2 separate regions of the Homo sapiens genome follow, and region 2 is linked to region 1. The links are chromatin loops, found by intact Hi-C in ENCODE. Cell type or tissue: heart right ventricle. All regions are shown on one strand.

Region 1 (4,000 bases):
AGCCAGGGAGGTCAAAGCTGCAGGGAGCCATGATCGTGCCACTACACTCCAGCCTGGGTGACAGAGCAAGACCTTGTCTCAAAAAAAAAAAAAAAAAAAAGCACTCAAGGCTACTTGCCGCCAGACAGTGACTTAAATAGCAGTAAGAAGCAGCATAGCAAAGCAGTTAGGCCGTTTCTAGAGTCAGACTACCAGGGTTAACACTTCTAGCTAACCATGTTGCTGTGGGCATGTTAATCCTCTAAGCCTCAGTTTTCCTCAATAGTAAACCAAGGATATGACTAGCACCAGCCTCATGGTGTTGCTGTATGGTAGAAACGGGTAAAGCTTTCAGAACAGAACAGGTGCAACAAAAGTATTAAAAGTGCATGTTACCATGTATGTTTATTGCGGCACTATTCACAATAGCAAAGACTTGGAACCAACTCAAATGTCCATCAGTGATAGACTGGATTAAGAAAATGTGGCACATATACACCATGGAATACTATGCAGCCATAAAAAGATGAGTTCATGTCCTTTGTAGGGATATGGATGAAGCTGGAAACCATCATTCTCAGCAAACTATCACAAGGACAGAAAACCAAACACTACATGTTCTCACTCATAAGTGGGAATTGAACAATGAGAACACATGGACACAAGGAGGGGATCATCACATGCTGGGGCCTGTAGGGGGCTGGGGGGCTAGGGGAGGGGTAACATTAGGAGAAATATCTAATGAAGGTAACAGGTTGATGGGTGCAGCAAGCCACCATGGCACGTGAATACCTATGTAACAAAACTGCACGTTCTGCACATGTAACCCAGAACTTAAAGTATAATATAAAAGAAAAAAGAATTACACAGTTAAAAAAAAAAGTGCATGTTAGGCTGGGTGCGGTGGCTCATGCCTGTAATCCTAGCACTTTGGGAGGCTGAGGCAGGTAGATCACTTGAGGTCAGGAGTTCGAGACCAGCCTGGCCAACATGCTGAAATGCCGTCTCTACTAAAAATACAAAAATTAGCCGGGCGTGGTGGTGCACACCTGTAATCCTAGCTACTTGGGAGGCTGAGACAGGAGAACTGCTTGAACCTGGGAGGTGGAGTTTGCAGTGAGCTGGGATCGTACCACTGCACTCCAGCCTGGGTGACAGAGTGAGACTCTGTCTCAAAATAAATAAATAAGATAAAAAATAAAAGTGCATGTTAGTAGTAGTAGTAATCATAATTAGTATGACAAAGAGTTTTGTGTACCAGGACTGATAAGGACAGGTAACTAAATCCAACTGAGAGACAGAACTCTCTAGTGCAGAATGACTTAAGGCAGTTAAATCAAAACATTCTGTATATTCTATATAGAGAGGTAATTGGTTGGGTTTCTATGCTTGGCCCAGCATTAGGCAAATAGGTTCATAACATACCTAGCATATTGCTTTGAATTTTCACAAATTTGCTAGCTATTTTCTAAAAGGAAACAAATACCCAGAAGAGTATAGGACTGAACTGAGTATCAAGATGACAACACAACTGCCCGGGCAGGGAACAGCCGCACACAGTTAGGACCCTCGGAGGGTGGGTCTCACCAGCTCTCACTGACGTGGGTAGACCAGTAATACACTCTGACAGTGGGCAAGTCAGTTTTCATTCTGGTGTTTCACATTCAAAAGCTACCCTTCTGTTTTTCTCCTTTACTCCCTCCACCCAGTCGATTTCTAGATGTCTTGTATTTGCCTCTTCATTTGCTTCATTTTGTCTCTTCATTTGCTTCATCTCCTATGATGGGGACAGTCCCTTAACTTCACACCTACACTCCAGAAATGAACTGCAGGGCAAGGGAGATGAACGGGGGTCTTTCTGTGACAGGCAGGGCTGGAAGGGAGAAGCAAAGCCAAAGACAAAAAAAGCCTCCACCAACAGGTTCTTGAAAATGAAAGTGAGTTCCGGAGCTTCACTAATTCTCCCACTGAGTGGCAGCCTCCGCATTCTGGGAGGGAAAAACGTTTCCTTCGGCCCCCTCCCTCCAAACTCTTAATAAATTCAACTTCCTTTCACAAAAAAAAAAAAACCCACTAACTCTCTGGGCAAAGAGAGAAGGATTCACTTACATCAACCTCACTTCCTCTCCTCTCCTCTCCTCCCCGCTTCCCCGTTCCCACCTTTCATCAGAAAGAATATAACTATCTTTCTGAGGACTGGGGGGCCTGTAAACTTCGTTTTTAGGCTAAGACACAAAACGAATATAAGCTCCAAGGAATAAGCCACATCTTCTCATCTCTTTAAAACTTAGGCTAATTATTTTTACAACAATGCTACTTAGGAACCAGAGAAGGATAAGTTGTCAGGATTCTGGATTCCAGTTGGTTTGGGGGACAAGAAGGGGGTGAGGTGGGTGCTGAGAACATGACTTCATACATAATGAACATGAGAAGAATAAGTTTCCCTATAAACAACATCAGAGGAGGTACTGAAGATAATAATAAACTGTGAGCTTCATTAAAACTTAGGATGTGCAAATTTAACGTGAGCAAAATTATGTGTTTCTTATAAGGGATAGGAAAAAGCCCCCAAAGAGATAGAAAGAATGCAGAAATGAAAAGGATAATTGGGGAAAAGGCAATCTAAATACCAAGACCCTGGGAAAAGCGAGAAAGCCATGCCCATTCCAGGCCCTTGGACGAAGCAAAAAAGCCAGCATCTTTTGTGAGTACCTAGTTTCAAAGGGAAGTTTACATTGAACTATGTATCTGATGTGTAAACATCTCATTAGTGAGGGGTACATCACCACCAGCCATGGGTGGTGAGAATTCTTCAGGGTACCCCCATCCTGCAACTGCCCCAGTTCAAATCAGATACCCCAGAGCTGCAACCAAGCTCAAGTTCCCAGCGCAGAACTAGATGGAAGTGGGAAATAGTCCTTGAAACTGGTGAAACAGCCCTTTCCAGGAATAACGAACCCCGCAGCTTTACCAAATAAGGCAAGTGAAAGCTAAAAGCCAAGGAGGAACAGGCTCAAGCTGTATCTTTCCTAAAACTAGCCAGCTGGATGATAGAAATGTGAGTATCTCAATTCCACTAGCCTGGATTGCACAGGGGAAGAGAAAATGCTGAGAAACTACAAACGGAAAAACATTTTGCCAAGGAGAGGCCTGTAACGCACTCATCCCAGCCCCTGCAACAACCTTCAGGAAGTTTCAAACCCACGAAGCTGCTAAACATTCCCTGTGAAACACATAACACAAACTGGAACGGGTGTCCATGCTATGATTAGTGAGAAAAAAAAAAGTTAGTGAAAAAACGCTAACTTTTTTTTCCCAAGTCTACATTTGTAGAGTTTTAGAGCATGAAGTTCAGATATAACATGGATATTATCATAAAGTGACACAATGAATTTCCATTTTTGAAACTGAAAATATTTATGAGACCACTTCCATTTAAACGTTTATTTAGCTGTATTTTTTTGCTTCCAAAGAAGGTCCAAATCCAATTTCCTGTTGTAGCAGATCTCCCTTATAGGAGAAATGGCTTGATTTTTTAGAAATCTTCTTCTTCTCCTATATGCCAAGAGTTTGTACATGCTGAGAAAATTTTAAATAAATATTGGAGAGGAAGATTGCTAAAGTAAAGGCTGGTGGGTGAAAAGAAAGAAAGAAGGAAAATCTGCCTAGGGTTCTGATTTAGATTTCACCACTGTCTTCTTCAGGTCTCAGACAACGTGCCACCAGCCCAAAGAGCACAGACATACTAAAGCAGAGGCAGCAGCTTCCCTGAAGCACGCACAGAGCTGGAAGAAGGAGAACACATTCCATACATTTTTCTAGAAAGTCTAGTATTGCTTTCACTTCCCTTGAGTCATTTAGGTTTCTGAAAGCTAATCATCTCCCAGAAAAAATCTAACAGATGGTAAGACACTTTCACAGCCATAAAGAGATGTATACAAAGGGTTAAGAGGCTTAGAAAGAATACGTTGTCCAGTCAATTGCTAGTCTGTTCCAGAATGAATCCTCTCTATCCACTTCC
Region 2 (4,000 bases), 51 kb after region 1:
CACAAGGTCAGGAGATTGAGACCATCCTGGCTAACACAGTGAAACCCCGTCTCTACTAAATATACAAAAAAAAATTAGCCGGGCGTGGTGGCAGGCACCTGTAGTCCCAGCTACTCGGGAGGCTGAGGCAGGAGAATGGTGTGAACCCAGGAGGCGGAGCTTGGAGTGAGCCGAGATTGCGCCACTGCACTCCAGCCTGGGCAACAGAGCAAGACTCCGTCTCAAAAAAAAAAAAAAAAAATTAAAAAAAAAAAAAAGAAAATAATTTTCCTTCACATAAAGTCATCTAGCAGATCACCAACAAGTGTCCTTATCAGAATCCTAGCCCAACATCATTTTCACATCTTGCCTTGTTAGTTTGTACCCTGTAGGGGACAACTGGAAATAATGCTGAATGTTTTATTTTGCTCTCTCAGCAAGCTGTATAAATTCATTCCTGACAGATCTGAAAATAAAACCAATACTAACATTTTTAAAAGAAGTAAAGTTCTTGTAGCTTGCAAGAGACCAGTAAAGGAGCACTGTGGGTTTCCTCCCTCCCCCCGCCCAGATCAAGGGACTGCATTCCCCTGGGCTTTTATATCCTTGTATAATATTTAATTAAATACTCTGTTCCTACTGGTTTATGTACTAGAGAACACTAATTTTAGAAAACCGATTAGCTGGTTCTTTCTAACTGTATGTTATTGTAGCTAAGGTCAAATTTTTCACTGAAACTATGGTAACAAAACCCCGTATTCTTTGTCGACAAGACCGAAGCAAAGTTCTCAAGTGATAGTCCTTCACTTGATTGCTAAACCTAAGTTGGGTTATTCTATTTCCTACCTTTACCTCAAATGCCACGATTCTGGGAATGGTTATAGGGGGAGGAGAGGACCTTAGTCACAGAAATTTGCTAGCATAAGTCCAAGCGAGCTTATATATAAGTGTCATCACTGATAACATTTTTAGACACATATAATTTTAGCAGCACAAAACATCCAGACATTTCAGAAGCACCCAAATTGGAACTCAAATGTACCCGGAAAAATACCAGACGAAGAAAGGAACTTTTAAATCTCAGTTAGAGGAATAATTGCCCAACTTATTTTCTCAATTATTGCAACTGCTCAAGTTGGAGTTTTTCTACACTGACCTCCAGCTATTGTTTTGGAAAGGAAAACACGTGGGTTCTTTGAAAAGATGTATTCTTTTCTTCACACCTATAGCCCCTCTCCACTTATCTCTCCCAAATCAGTGCCAATGAGAATAAGCACAATTTTTGCCTCCTGTAAGAGCCAGGCTGACCACTCACCTTGGGGAGAGATGCCTCCACCTTGGCCAATAATATAGAAGTAGCCGCCACCGGGGGAGCTAAACAATGGGTACACATGGACATAATAGAGGGGAATAATAAACACTGGAGGTTCCAAAAGGTGTGGGGGTGGTACGGGTTGAAAAATTACCCATTGGGTACAATGTTCACTACCGGGGCCATGGGTACACTAAAAGACCAAAGTTCACCACTACACAATACATCCAAGTAACAAAACTGCACTTGTATCCCCTAAATCTATTAAAAGAGAAAAAGAAGTAGCCTCTGGACATTCCTTCTGCAAATGCAACTGTCCTCAAAGCCCGGGAGAGAATGCCACTTGGCAGGCTGGCTGGCAGAAACCTCTCTAAACATGCAAGGAGCACGTTGGGGGCAGGGAAGGGCAGCTTTTGGGAAAGAGCAGATTGGCAATAACTTCCTCCTGTCTGTCAAGAGTCACTGGAATGCCTGCTGTTTGGGGTAAGATAAACACAACTTCCTCTCTGGCTAGGCTTGTAATTCTATACAGAAGGCAGGATTACCATCTCGAGCAAACGACCCGTCAGTAACTGAGGCTCTGATCAAGGCTCGTGCGAGGAGAGAAAAGCCCTGATGGCTTCTTTTCTAATAGCCCCAAGCTCTGTCATAGCTGGTTACCAGGCCCACTCAATAAAATCTAAAAAATTCAGGAAGGCTAAAGTCTGCCTGGCTATGGATTCCTTTGTATACTCCACTGGCTGAGTTTTTAAAACGGACATATCGATGTTTTACAAGATGGCAAAGGCCATGTTTGAGCTTCCTAAGAGATGTCCCGAAAGCTGCTAATTGCAAATTCAGTCACAATAGCCACTCTTCACTGAGTGCTGAGGCTGTATTGCAGGTATTTACTGTGTTACACATGCACCAAATCATCCTCACACAAGCCTATCAGCTCCACAGTGTTATTCACCATGGCAGCCAGGTGGGGAAACTAAGGCATAGACAGGTTAAATGACTTGCCTGTGGTCATATAACTAGTAAGAGCAGGGCAGGGACTTGAACCCATGACTGACTCCAGAGCCTGTGCTCCTAACCACCACGCTGTAGTGTCTCCCCAGGACATCTTACCCACTCATTATGACCGGATTCGGCAAGCCTTGACTTAGAAAGCTATTGTTTTTTTCTATTTGTTCATTTTTTCAAACATTCAATAATGCCATCTTTCCACTAATGTTCTCTTACCAATTGGATTGAACCCATTCAGTTTCCAGAGAGTTTCTTGTCTACAGTGCATCTGTGCTCTCCCCAGCTGTTTATTGACCCAACGCTCCCAACCATAGGGCTTCCACAGGAAGCAAAAACAGAAAGAACAGCTGGGTCCTTCGGTGGGAAAACACACACAGTCAAATGGAATCATCCATCTAACCTCTGTCCCAGAGCAGAAATTCCCTCTGCAAAATCCCCGACAGATGGTCAGCCCTCTTTGAATCGGGGGAAACTCAGTAATTTGAAGCAGGCCTCTTCTTTGAGTAACTGCTCAGCACTAATAGTCAGAATTAAGTTCTTTTAAGCCTCATATTCTACCTCTGGGCACTTTGATCCACTAGCCCTCATTCTCTATTGCTCTGGGCTCAGAACATCTGTCTTCTATAGGACAGCCATAAAATAAGGGAAGATAACAGTCAGTGGCTCCCGAGAGCCTTGCAGGAGCATGACAACTTGTTAGAAATGTAGAATCTCGGCAGGGTGCCGTGGCTCATGCCTGTAATCCCGATACTTTTGGAGGACAAAGTGGGAGGATCAGTTGAGCCCAGGAGTTTAAGACCAGCCTGGGCAACGTGGCGAAACCCCGTCTCTACAAAAAATACAAAAATTAGCTGGGTGTGGTGACACACGCCTGTAATCCCAGCTACTCAGGATTAGGAGGCTGAGGGGGGAAGATCACTTAAGCCTGGGAAGTCAAGGCTGCGGTGGGCCTTGATTGCATCACTGCTCTCCAGCCTGAGCTACAGAGCAAGACCCTATCTCAAAAAATAAAAATAAAATAAATAAAAAAGAAATGTAGAATCTCAGGTCTCACTTCAGACTACCTAATTAGAATCTACACTTTAACAAGATTCCAGGTGGTTCCTATACGCAGTCAGATCTCAGAAGCAATGCCTTAGAGGTCTCTCTTCATTCATTCCACAAACATTTTAGTTCCTAATATAGTCCAGAACCTGTGCAAAGCCTTAGGGAGACAGGCATGGTTTCTGTCCTCACAGTTAATGCAATAGGGGGGAAGGGCTAAGTCAAAACCATCAAGTTAAAAGTCAAAACCAAAAATTAGCAGTGTTATGGCATTTAATATGGACCAGGTAGTCCCGTAAGTGCTTTACACAGATTAACTCATTTAATCCTCATGAAAACCCTGTGAGGTATACATAATAATTTCCCCATTTTCCAGATGAGAAAGTGGAGGCATTGCCAGGTTAAGTAATACATCTGAGATGACATGACCAGTCAAAAGCAGGGCTGAGAGCCAAACCCACAGGGTCTGGCTTCAGAGTCTGTGCAAAAGGAGCAGCTGCTTGCCTGCACACAAAGGTTCAGTAAAGGTGCCCCAGAGGAGATGCCTGAGATTTGAAGGTTGAGTGGGCATTAGAAAGACTGGGGGGTCCAGGAAGGAACAACAGAGATAGGGAGATCATTTCAGGCAGAAGAAACAGGACATGCAAAGTCCCAGAG

Evidence for each region. A loop is a pair of places that touch in the nucleus more often than their neighbours do. Peaks named below come from ENCODE experiments on the same cell type or tissue, not always from the same donor. Only the 100,000 strongest peaks of a DNase experiment are listed, where the experiment ranks them.
Region 2: a loop joins it to region 1, with 2.1 times the contacts of the local background. A loop is called at or near these places in 13 of 110 quality-filtered maps.

The regions. Positions count from the first base shown.
Region 1 is chr3:4,582,608-4,586,607 of GRCh38, reverse strand. All of the region lies in intron 4 of ITPR1 (inositol 1,4,5-trisphosphate receptor type 1), which reads right to left. LOC105376933 (a long non-coding RNA gene) reads left to right here and starts at 2,390. Exons shown (of 2, transcript XR_007095798.1): 1 at 2,390-3,037; 2 at 3,684-4,000. In heart right ventricle, a CTCF peak has its summit at 1,953; DNase peaks (open chromatin) are centred at 1,950 and 2,866; H3K4me3 peaks cover 2,086 bases; H3K27ac peaks cover 2,710 bases.
Region 2 is chr3:4,531,684-4,535,683 of GRCh38, reverse strand. All of the region lies in intron 4 of ITPR1 (inositol 1,4,5-trisphosphate receptor type 1), which reads right to left. Among named protein-coding and RNA genes, the nearest start is that of ITPR1, 40 kb to the right of the region's middle. RefSeq lists an enhancer at 1,585-1,879. In heart right ventricle, no CTCF peak of the experiment used is centred here; a DNase peak (open chromatin) is centred at 1,701; H3K27ac peaks cover 3,645 bases.